Regions from separate parts of the Homo sapiens genome. Here region 2 is linked to region 1. The links are chromatin contacts, found by Hi-C in ENCODE. All regions are on one chromosome and are shown on one strand. The core of a region is the stretch at or near the end of the contact, and the rest is flanking DNA. Distances in the headings are between cores, read along the strand shown.

The links. Hi-C counts contacts between places; a loop is a spot of excess contacts on that map. Pooled maps may share reads with other maps.
Region 2: a map of endothelial cell of umbilical vein shows a loop between it and region 1 (4-fold over the local background). The contact joins two enhancer-like sites. A Hi-C loop is called at or near these places in 1 of 168 maps with a recorded cell type or tissue (endothelial cell of umbilical vein), 13 of 37 single-sample maps with no recorded cell type and 5 of 50 pooled maps.

What each region holds. Positions count from the first base shown.
Region 1 is chr2:35,970,731-35,976,683 of GRCh38, reverse strand. No RefSeq gene overlaps it. Among named protein-coding and RNA genes, the nearest start is that of CRIM1-DT, 380 kb to the left of the region's middle. Within about 2 kb of position 2,768, at least 3 of the 41 ENCODE cell types and tissues checked have a DNase peak (open chromatin) inside an H3K27ac peak, as active enhancers do; they include endothelial cell of umbilical vein, where a contact is called at or near this core.
Region 2 is chr2:36,056,438-36,062,390 of GRCh38, reverse strand. No RefSeq gene overlaps it. Among named protein-coding and RNA genes, the nearest start is that of CRIM1-DT, 300 kb to the left of the region's middle. RefSeq lists an enhancer at 2,566-2,615. Within about 2 kb of position 2,515, at least 3 of the 41 ENCODE cell types and tissues checked have a DNase peak (open chromatin) inside an H3K27ac peak, as active enhancers do; they include endothelial cell of umbilical vein, where a contact is called at or near this core.

The sequences.
Region 1 (5,953 bases), core at 1,519-4,018:
AATTCAGCCACATAAGAGACAAATCAAAGAAGTCCTTGTAATCTATTTTAAGGACTTCTTAATAGATTAATAGATTGTTGTTAAAAATAACAGTTAATCTGCATAAACTTTAACCTTGATTGGGCCTTATACTGACTTAGAAAACCAACTAACTCTGTAATATACTCCACAGTGTAAATAGAATAGACAAAAGAATAGACAATTGAAGGAGTTCTCTCTACTTGATGTATTTACTCTCTTACCTTCCATTCACTTCTCCTACTCTCATTTGGCCCTGCCTTTGCTACATCACCACAATCATTTGGGTCAAGAATGACCTTTATCTATAAATTAAATGCCCACATTTCAGTCCTTTTCTTGTTTGGTCATTTGGGAACATTTAACATTATAAGCTACTAACTGCTCCTTTAAGCGCTCTCTTCTCTTGTCTTCCAAAGATCTCACTCCCCTGATTTTCCTTCTGTTTCTCTGGTCTCTCATTTCAGTCTACTTTGAGAGCTCCTATTCTATTTAACTTTTAAATGTTGGTACTTCTTGGGGTTTTAGGTCCTTTTCTCTTTTTATCATGTCCTCTTTTTTTGGGTAGAGCCCATCTACTTCCATGGTTTTAAATTATAATTAATATCTATATGCAAGTGATTTCTAAATCTTCAACTCCATCAAACATTTTTCTTGTGACATTCATCTTAGCATATTTTCCTGAACATCTCTACTTGGCTATTCAATACCGCAGTCTCAACATGATCAAACATGAAGCCATCATCTTCCCATATCTGTTCTTCTTTTCTCTTAAATAATATGTCTGTTCACTCCACTGTTCAAGCCTGAAAACTGCCATTTAAACCTCCCTATATGTTCCACAGCTGTGCCTATTAATTATACCTCCTAAGTATTTATCTAATCTCTTTGTCTCTCTACAGTGCCACTGCCATTAGACAAGTGCCTGGCTTATCACTGTAGCTTCCCCATCTCCAGCCATCATGCTGACAGTGACTTTAAAAAAATGCAACTTAATCATGTCGCTCTATGGGCAAAATCCTTTGGTGGTTCTACATTTTCTCTGTGATAATGGCTGTTCTTCATGCTAAAATTATCTATCTAGCATATTGCAATCATTAATTTCATTGGCTGTTTATCCAACTAGACAGTAAATTGTTTTCTATAGAATAGAGACAAAGTATTACTAGCCAATGCATACATATGTATGTATGTATGTGTATACACACACACACACACACACACACACACACACACACACACACACATATATATATATATTCAAACCTACTATAATCCCTTAACTGTAATGGTTGCTGTATAGACAAGAATAGAATCTAGAGTATTTACCCTCTCTAATTTTACCGTCTAGCTGGGAGCAAAACAAGATGTAAGGTATATATTAAACCAAGACCATTCAGGAAGTAAACTGTGTAGCAGTGCCTGTAAGTGAAGAGATGAGAAGAAATCCAAACTAACATATTTGAAGAAATATCACCAGAGGTGGGATTGGAGTTGGGTCTTGGAAAATAAATAGTGTCTGAAAACATGAAAGAAGAATACAGTTGATTTCAAAAGTGAGGAATAATGTGTGGAAAAAAAAGAGTATTCAAATAGGAAGACAGGAAGTCAAATTGTCTGTTTCCAGATGACAAGATTGTATAATTTAGAAAACCCCATCGTCTCAGCCCAAAATCTCCTTAAGCTGATAAGCAATAAAAAATAAATAATTTTTAAAATAAATAAATTATCTTTCAAAGCAAATTTCTTACCCATAGTTAGGATAATGCTCTTGCTATATATCTCTAGAATAACCTTTAAATAACTTTAAAATAAATGATTCATTTTTGTTAGAGGCAATAAAATAAAATGAGATATTTAACATTTAATTTACAGTTCTACATGCATTTTCAGATTCTGCTTTACTGTGAGGACTGTTACTATAGTAAAATAAACCCTAATGTAAAGAATGTGATGGGGTCATGTGTGTGTGTGTGTGTGTGTGTGTGTGTGTGTATATATATATATATATATATAAAATTAAATAATCTGGTATAATCTAGAATTCATTTTTTAAAAGAGATCAGAAAAATGCTGCTTGAAACAGGTGTAAACCATGGATGATAAAGTTCTTTGTTGCCCAGGGATGTTAAATGGATTACACAGTAATGTGAAAGTGCCAATCCTATAGTTAAGGTTGAAAAAGTCATTTCCATTTAAAATTTCTATTTCTTATATGTATATATTTTAAAGTCTTGTTTGCTGAAATTTTTCATGCTTCATCTAAATTTTAGCCACATATTGTGAGGTTACAGAAAACTTCATTTGGCCAATTCTGAGGCATCTAAATGTGTCCACAAGGGATTCGGCATCAAGCCTGATGCAACTTACCTATTTATATTCATACATGTTAATGTGGGATCCCTCCCTCCCTACAATATAATTTAGCTCTTACTGTGTGCATAATTTTATATTTTGCTATTTAAAACGCATGGTCATGATCATTTTGCCATTTTATTAAATATTAAATATTATTAAATATTAAGTTTTAGATGTTTAATGATGATATTTTTATTATTTTTTATGGTTAATTACATCATTTCAGTTTTGTTTTGGTTTCTTTTTGCTATTATAATTAACTCTGTGAATAAAACACCTGTTGTAACAACGTCATTAAGTGCCTTGGAAATTCAGTGCTTAAACAATGACTGGCAGGTGTCCAGCTATGACTGCACAGGAACTTTGTCTCTGATGGGACAACACCAAGGCATGACTTCAACTCCTGAGTTTCCCTGAAGAATCAGCTGACGCTTGCCTGGAACGTTCCCTGAAATCGCACCCTTACTTGGCTTCCTCTCTTTTTCTCCTTCTACTTCCTTCACTTGTTTACCACTTTCCCATGGGAGCATTTCCTTGATAAATCACTGGCAATAAATCCCTGCCTGGGGTCTGCTTCTGGGAAAACTGCCCTAAGACATCTTTTCATAAACTTATGATTATTCTCATAAGATAATGTCTTAGAATTATTCAATCACAAGGTCTACACCTTTTTAAAGTGTTTGATAGATACTGCCTATTTGCTCTCTGGAAAAGTTGTATGAACTTAAGTTCCTGCCATCAACATACACATGCTCCTTCCATAGCACCCTCTGGAGTATTATCAATTATCATTCGAATAAATCCTTGTCTTGTTAATAAGTATATTTTATTTTCAGAATTATTTTGGGGGCTCTTTGCTGAGAAGCTTCTGAAAAGAATTTGGTCAAACTTTTCTGAGATTGTGAATGGTTACAGTATGATGCTTCTACCATTCCTGGGAACAAAAGGCTTCATCTTGTCTGGAGGTAGAGGTGGGCCCCTAGTGGCCATATATGTGCTATGTGGAGACTCTGATCCCATGTTATATCTAATGGGACTTGGAGTAGACATCTGATTAATTTGGGTCCATTGGATCCTCTTTTTGTGAATATGAAACTGAGAGTTAAAGCCAGAAAGTCTAAAAAGCCACAGAGACCAGAAAATGTAGGGAGTGGGACTATATTTATAGCAGCAACCTAAAAAGGAGATCCGCCAGTTCACATGTAACAATGGACTGGAATAGTGGGCTTAAAAATGGATTCATGCTCAAATATGAAAGTATGATAATTAAAGGAACTGGTGTGGCTGAACAGAGAGTAAAAAAGGGACTCCTCAATAAATGATACTGGGAATACTGTTGAATGGAAAGGTGAATATGAATCTCTACTTCATAACATACACAAACATCAAATTCAATTGGAACAATAACAAATAACAGAAGTAAAATTGTAAAACTTCAGAAAAGAACAAGGGAGAATAAAGGCACATCCTTGCAGTATAGAGGAATTTTTATACAAGACACAAAGAGCTCTTATGATAAGGAAAAGACTGAGAAATTTGCTTATATTCAAATGAAAAACTTCTGGTCTTCAAAAGTGACCATTGAGAGAAAGAGATAAGCCAAGCTATTTGATAAACATCATAACCAAGATATTATTAATACCCATACTATATAAAGAATGCCTATAAATTTAAAAAGGCAACATTGTAGAAAAATGGGCAATAAGTATATATAGATACTTTTTGCTAGGGGAAATATGCATGACCCACAAACATATGAAAATATGCTTAGCCTCCTTAGTAGTCAGGGAAAGGCAGATTAAGTACAATAAAATAAGATTTTCATCCACCATAGTGGCTAAAATTTATAAGTTGGATAGAACTAAATATTGATAAGTATGTTGAGCAATGGAAACTCTCATGGGCTGTGTTTCAGAGTGTATTGAAAAGAGCTCTTTGAAAACCTATTTGAAATTATCTTTTAAGTTTTAAAATTTCCATACCAAAGACTTCGAAAATTTCACTTGTAGATACACAGAGCTTACAGAAACAGGGGCACGTGTATACCTGACGATGTGTATAACACCACCCTGTGCAAAATTTTTGTAATAGCAAAAAAGTGGAAGCAGCGCAAATGTTCATCAGCAGTAAGATGGCCATACTATATTTTAGTATATTCATATGTTGATAGATCATAGAAAATGAAGCCACAGCTACATGCATCAGCACATATGAATATCAAAAATAGTGTTTAGTATAAAAGCATAGACTATACACAGTAAACATGTCAGCTGGAAATTAAAAGTAAAAGAACACATATATGTGTTCACGTATAACACACACAACTAGAAAGACAAGTAAAACAGTAATAATTAACACCAAAAATTAAGATTGCGATTAAATCAACCTAAAGAGCCTGAGCAGAATAGTCATACTGCCGGGCTGAGGAAGTAGAGGATTAAAGTTCCAGTCTGCTGAAACTGCAGGTATGGAACAGCATACCTAAGGAGAGGAGCTGAACGGTGAGGAAAATCCAGAAGTTTGTGGGAGTTCCTCATATATAATTGGCCAAGGATTGAGCTGCACATATGCAGGGCAGTATTCACAAGACCTAGAAGAGATTTCCTGCTTCAAGGCTGAGAGCTAGAAGAGGTCAACTCATATTAGAGGTCATGCAGTTTAGGAAGACATTGGAGAAAACCCTGTTCCAAGCTGCAGACAGCTAACTTCTTGTTGTATATTCACATGGTCAAGAGCAGAGCAAGAGAGCTCTCAGGCATCTCTTTAACAAAGGCATTAATCCCATTCACGAGGGCTCCACCCTCATGACTTAAATTACATGCTAAAGGCTCTGCCTCCCAATATCATCACACTTGTTGTTAGGATTTCAACATACAATTTTGAGGGGACATAAACATGCAGTCAATAACAAAAATAATAGACCAAAATACAATCATATCAATAATATTAAATGAAAATGGACTAAAAACTCCAACTGAAAGGCATAGGTTGTCAGACTAGATAAGTATCAAGAATGAGCTCTAAGCCATCAACAAGAGAGATATTTCTGTTTAAAGTAAAAATTCAGAAAGCTTTATTTATTCCGCTGTTCAGTCTCTGCTTTCAAGATATTGCCTTAAAATTAAATCATCTTTATCTACCCTTAGCTATATTAATACAACTTTTAAGTTACGCCTCTCATTCCATCCTCTTTGAACTATATTACCATGATACTCCCAAATACACACTTTTAAGTTAGTTGTCACCTTAGATGAAACATACCCAAGGGTGACTTCATCATTCTACCCATAAGACAAATTTCCCCTCTCAATTATTTTCTGTTAATAAAATTATCATTTTTGCTAATTTTCTAAGTTCAAAACCCTGAATTCAACTTATATTCCATCATCTTTTAATGACTAAATCACATTGCGTTTTTTTCAAAATGTCTCTTTTCACAGCCACAACCATTTACATTATTATTATTACCTGTGTTTCATAGAGTAGCTACGAAGTGTTTAAGCAAAGATAAGGTTATTTGTATGTGCTTATTCTGCACACATTTTAATTTTTACTCATGCTCATCTTGGCATTTTTT
Region 2 (5,953 bases), core at 1,266-3,765, 86 kb before region 1:
GTGTAAGGCTTCTTGCCTAGGCATTTATAGCTGGACATGAAAAATGGCAATGCCAACTTTTTAGTAATTTAGTTACAAGCTTGTCATACATATCTGACTTCTGGTTATCACTCTCGAGTTTTTTAGTTCAATTAGGTTTTCAGGGTATAACGATTACAGCTGATTTGCAGAGCCTGGTCATTATGTCGTTTTTCTAGGATTCTATCCATTTTAGAAAATCTATTCCATTCATGTGAACAGAAATGATCCTGCTTAAAAGCAGGAGCACTGAGAGTCCATTATACGTATGCAGAGAGCTACCATTTTGCCTCCTTTGGTAACTTGGGGGTGGCTTTGTAGATGAAATGCCCAGCATAAAGTTGATCCTTTGGGGATGGCATCATATCTGTGAATCTGTAGATCGCCGTGTAGATGAAATGGCTGGGTTTTCAGCTAATTTGTACTGATGGAATCACATCCACCTGAGCACCAGAAAAATCTAATTGTGGACAGAAGAGAGTAGGCATGTAATATACAATGTGGCATGAACTGAAAGTGATTTAGCAGTGAAAACTATTTACTTATTATTTTCCCTGCCACCTCCTCAACTGATATGCTGCATTAAAGATAAGCTTGGGCTAATCTGCTAGGATTGATAAAGAGTTTTCCAATTCTGAAGACTGCATCAGAGCCTCATTCACTAGCATTTACAAATTTTAGATTCAGTATCTCAAAATGTGCAGGGAGTGTGGGAGATGAAACAGATTGCGGAGGTGGAGTATTGCTTGAATTTTGTCAGCACAACAACTAAATAAGGGCATAAGAAGAGAGAACCACTGTCAAACCATTCAGTGATATACAGAAACTCAAATCTCTATATGTCAATCTCTTGGCATTTGGCACAAAAATTATTTTCTAGTGGGCTGAATCTTTCATTTTTTTAAACCAGATGTTTTAGAGATGTGTATTCCCAGAATTAGACTAAAGTTTCCAAATATCATTGTAGGCTTTCTACCAACTATTATTAAATATGTCATTATTCATTTATTCACTCATTCGGTTAACAAATGTGTATTGAGCACTTAACCAACAACTATTTCCAATGCTGGAGATCTGCTGGTGAATAAGTCACACTGGTCCCTTCTGTCTTGGAGCTCACACTCTGAATAAAAGGAGCCTCCAGGGGGGAATTTTTGTTCTGAGAGGATGCTTGATAAGCTAACCTCTAGAAATACTCTCTTCTCTAACATTCTATTTGGTAGTAATCTGGGATAGCCAGCTTTGCATGCATAATTCTATTAATCCCTAATTTTGTTGAGTACTTTATATTTACTCTAAAAAGTAGTTTTATATGTGTTTTCCCATTTGTGCCTAATCTGCTCTTTAATCCATTTGTTGATTTTGTAATTTCAGTTTTTAAAATATTTGTTTGATTTTTTTCTAGAAGCTTTATTTAATTCTTTCCCAAGTATGTTTCATTATTTTCAGTCTACTGTTTCTATTATACTTGAGACAGATACTTTAGTTTTTATAACTGCATTAAGGATAATTATTTAGGCTACCCATTTGATAATCCTAATATTGGCAGTCTTTCTGAGTCTGTTGTTTTTGTTTTCTGTGAACACATGTTTTATGGAACATAACCTGTAGGAGTTTTTTTGAGGACCAGTTTTAAGTTGCTTTCCTCTAAAGTTAATTTTCTTTTGTTTATGAAAAGTAAACACTAAGTTCAAACTAACTTCTAAGCTTTATATCCTCCCCACTATACTAGTAGTGTATATTCTGGCTATAACCCAAGTGAGTTCCAGTTTGTAAACATAAATTTTCAGGGAAACTTTTCTACCTCCCAATTTCTTTCACCCAGAGTTGAGATGAGAGCAAGTGTCCTCCTTGTCTTCTTTAACAGACTCCCCGCCTTGGTTTATCTCCTCTCACTGAGGTTCTTGTGTTCTGCAGGAGCTGGCTTGATGTGAGATTGTCCTCTAAAGCTGTAACATCCTTCCCTCAGGTCTTTACTGGTTTTTGTATCATCATGCTTCAATTCGGGTGTTACCTCTTTAAAAAGTTCTGCCCTGACTGTGGGAAGTACACTTCCTGGTCATGTGATCCTATCTTATTGTCTTTATGCCCTTATTCGTTCCTGACACTAGCTAGTTATCTAACTGATTAATTTTTCTATATTTTTGTCAACTCTCCCCATCAAGACTATCAACCCCAGGAGTGTGGGGCTATCCTTTTTTGTTCGTTGTTGCTTCCCCAGTGCCAGAGATGGTGCTTGGCCCTGGAGGAATTTATACTGAATGATTAAAGGGCCATAAGCTTTGGCTGGTTCTTAGTTCTCTCCAAAGTTTAAAGTCCTGTCTGGTTCTTAGCTCTCTCCAAAGTTCATGAAAGAAGTATGAAGAAAGAAAGAAAATATGAAGACTCAATGAGTTACATATGAGATGTCCCATGATATACTAGGGTGTTGCCTCCTCTTCCTTTCCTCCTTTTCTGGTCTTAGAGCTAAGTTTCTGTTCCTCTTTCTATCTCTTGGTGGGCTGATCTCAGTTTGTAACTTTGACCTATAGCAATAAACCTGCAGCTGTGCTTACTTGCTTACTTGCTTTCTTATCTCTTTATGGCAGCTTCCATATCTGATCCTAGGTCCCCAACTTGAATCTTCCTGTTTTTGACCCTTGCTATGCTTTGCCTTGATCCTCCCTCATTAGAAAAAAAAAAAAAAAGTAAAAAATAAATTTAAGAGGAAAAACAAAAACAAAATCGGCCTTTTTGTCAAATACTTTAAAATACAAGCATATTCATTATTAAAGCAGCATAATCTCATTTAAGCAAATGCTGAAAATAAATAGAAATATAGATAAAAAAATCACTACAGTCCAGCTACCTAGTCACAGTTACCGTATATTTCTTTTTACACATGCTTAGTTTTATTTTTATACAAGCTTAATTTTATTTTTCCCACTATATATATACAATTATAGCATATATACAATTTTGAATACTGATTTTTAAAAATTGTTATTTTATCTTTAAAAATGTGTTTAAATATAATCTGTGATGGCTGTATAATATTCCAGCTAATGAATATATAGTTTGCTAAGCCTTTGATCTATACTGAATGTTTGCACTGTTTCATAAGTCACATTTTAATAAAAAATTTGTAGACCTATTACATGAGTCAGATCATGTATCATGTTGAATCACACCCCTGGGAAGTGAAACAATCTAGCAAAATCTGTTACTAGTTGAGGCCAGAGTTGCCTGTGGGACACTTTTAGGGAACTACCTGGGAGGCAGGCTGAGGACTGAGATGGTCACATATGCTGAGCTGACTGTGTGAGACATAGGCATATGCAGAGAGTCTTCCTCTATAAAGATTCATTTGCGAGATGCAATCACAGAGTACAGTAGAAATTCATTCTTCGGGGCAAGGGAAACATATCTATACTTTCCTGAGCAAAATTTTGTAGTCTAGACAAATTCCAAAATTCCAATCTATTGTAATGTTCAAATGCAAATAAAACTAAAACTAAAAGTAACTGCAAATTCCTTTTTTTGTCACTAGTAAGATCCACAAGTGTTATGTTCATACTTGCAAACTTGTCAAGGAATGCAACATTTTAAAGTAACATTACTTCTGTAACAGGGACATCATTGTTGCTTGAATGTTCATTTAAAAAGTAAAGATTTATGATTCTTAAAAGTGTGAGATTAGGTTTGGCACTGATTCTCCTTTGTGTGGTACATCTATTTCAGTGACTAAACTTCATGGGAAGCACATTGTGAGAGTAAGATTAGATTTGTTTATATTTATCTTGGGAATGTTCTTAAGGGTGCCATAAGTAAACATGAGTTCTTAAAAATGAAATCATTTTAGTATTTCTCTGAAGCTCTGCTAAAAAGTAGAAAAATTAATTCTAGAGAAAGCAATAATTTGGTCCTGATGGACAAAAAGGAATACAATTATGTATTATGAAATATCTTTGCTATACCGACACGGAAGTGACATCATATTCCTTTTAAAATACCCTTCCGGAGTAGTATAAATGAAAACATATTTCCTTCTGACTTCTTTCCTTTTCACTGCACTTTACCCTGGCTTTGGTCTTTCTGCTCTTATCTGCCATTTCTTTTGTCCCTTCTTCTCCCCTCAACCCTGTCACTTTGATCTGCATTTCCTCACAATCTCCACTCCATTCTTCTTTAATTTGAAACTTCCTGCTTTATTTCTCTAGCAGCTTTATTCTACTGCACTTGAATCCTCTCTTTGAGTCAAATAGTCACATTGACTGTTAAAAAGGAAAACAATGTCAGATGTTGCCCTCTGCCCATAAAGAACAAAAACCACAGATTGAAGTATTAAAAACTTTTTTCATCTTAAGAAGAGTTTTGCTAGATGTCTTTGACTGGTGTTTTTTTTTTTTCCATAGACTATCTGATTTTGAAGAATAAAAAAAGATGGTAAAACATAGTACTGTTTACACTTATTGATATTTTTATTTAAACAGCTTCTCATTGAGTGAGTAAACTTACAGATCTGACTTCTCTATTATATTAAGGGAGCAGACTGATTAGGTTCGATCAATCATGAAGGAATGAGATGACACCTGAGATAGTCCTTTGAAAGTTAAATAATAAATAATACCTGATATCAGGGATGGCACTTATGTGTCACTCATATTCCCACTCCTGAGCTTGGCCATGGCCCACATTCCTTCTAAGCTTTACAGGTAGTTATTGTAATTTAACTAGATGTGTTCCTTGAGTTGAAATTAATTTGTCCTCTTTGCTTTAGACTGTATACCTCATGACCTCCAATTTCACAGCTGGTATGGCACATACAACCTATGAGTTAGGTCTTATTTTAAGAATTTTACGGGAACTAGTTTTGAGACTCAGAAGGATTTAAGTAACTCACCAAGGTCACATAGCTGGTAATAGAAATAATTCAGGTCTTCTGACGGCAAGATCAGAATCCTGTTTTCTATATCCCAGTTGCTGAAAAAGCTAAGCGACTGAGCTAAGTGTGCCTCAGATATCTCCTAAAGAAATAGCTAGCAAATGGTGAAAGAATAATCCAATTGTGTTAGGGAAAAGTCTTGTCCCAGAGTCACAGCAAGGTTAAGTAAAATGGGCCACCATCTACTTGGGGTGCATAGGAAATACCAAAAAAGAAACCTAATATTTCCCTGAAACTCCATCCCCCATCAATGCATACTCTTTGCATATATACCTCACCTTCGTAATTTCTGGAATCACACACACACACACACAGACACACACACACACACACACACATATATAGAGAGAGAGATTTTGGAGACTGACTTCCTTCCTTCCTTCCTTCCTTCTTCCTTCCTTCCTTCTTCCTTCCTTCCTTCCTTTCCTCCCTCCCTCCCTCTCTCCCTCTCTCCCTCCCTCCTCTCTTCTTTCTTTCTTTGTTTCTATGTTTCTTTCTTTCTTTCCTTTCTTTCTTTTTCTTTGTTTCTATGATTCTTTCTTTCTTCCTTTCTCTTTCTCTCTTTCTTCTTTCTTTCTTTTCTTTCTCTCTCTCTCTTTCTTCTTTCTTTCTTTTCTTTCTTTCTTTCTGTCTCTTTCTTTCTTTCTTTCTTCTTTCCCTTCCTCCCTCCCTTCTTCCTTTCTTTAGTCTCTTCCCTCCCTTCTTTCTTTACCTTCTTCCCTCCCTTCTTTCTTTACTTCCTTATTTCCTTTTATCTTTCTCTTTGTTTACCTCCCTCCTTCTTCCTTCCTGCCTTCATAAAAAATCTAGCCACCATTCATGAACCAAGAACCAAATTCATAGTACTTGATGGAAATGGGTATATCAGATTGTTTACTGTTACATTAGAAATCCACAACAGCAACTTAAGGGAGGGAAAGAATCAGAAAAGGGACATTATTTTAAAACTGGGTTGGGGGGTGGTTACTGAAAGAGCCGGTGTATATCTGAGTGACTTAACCCAAACGCCCA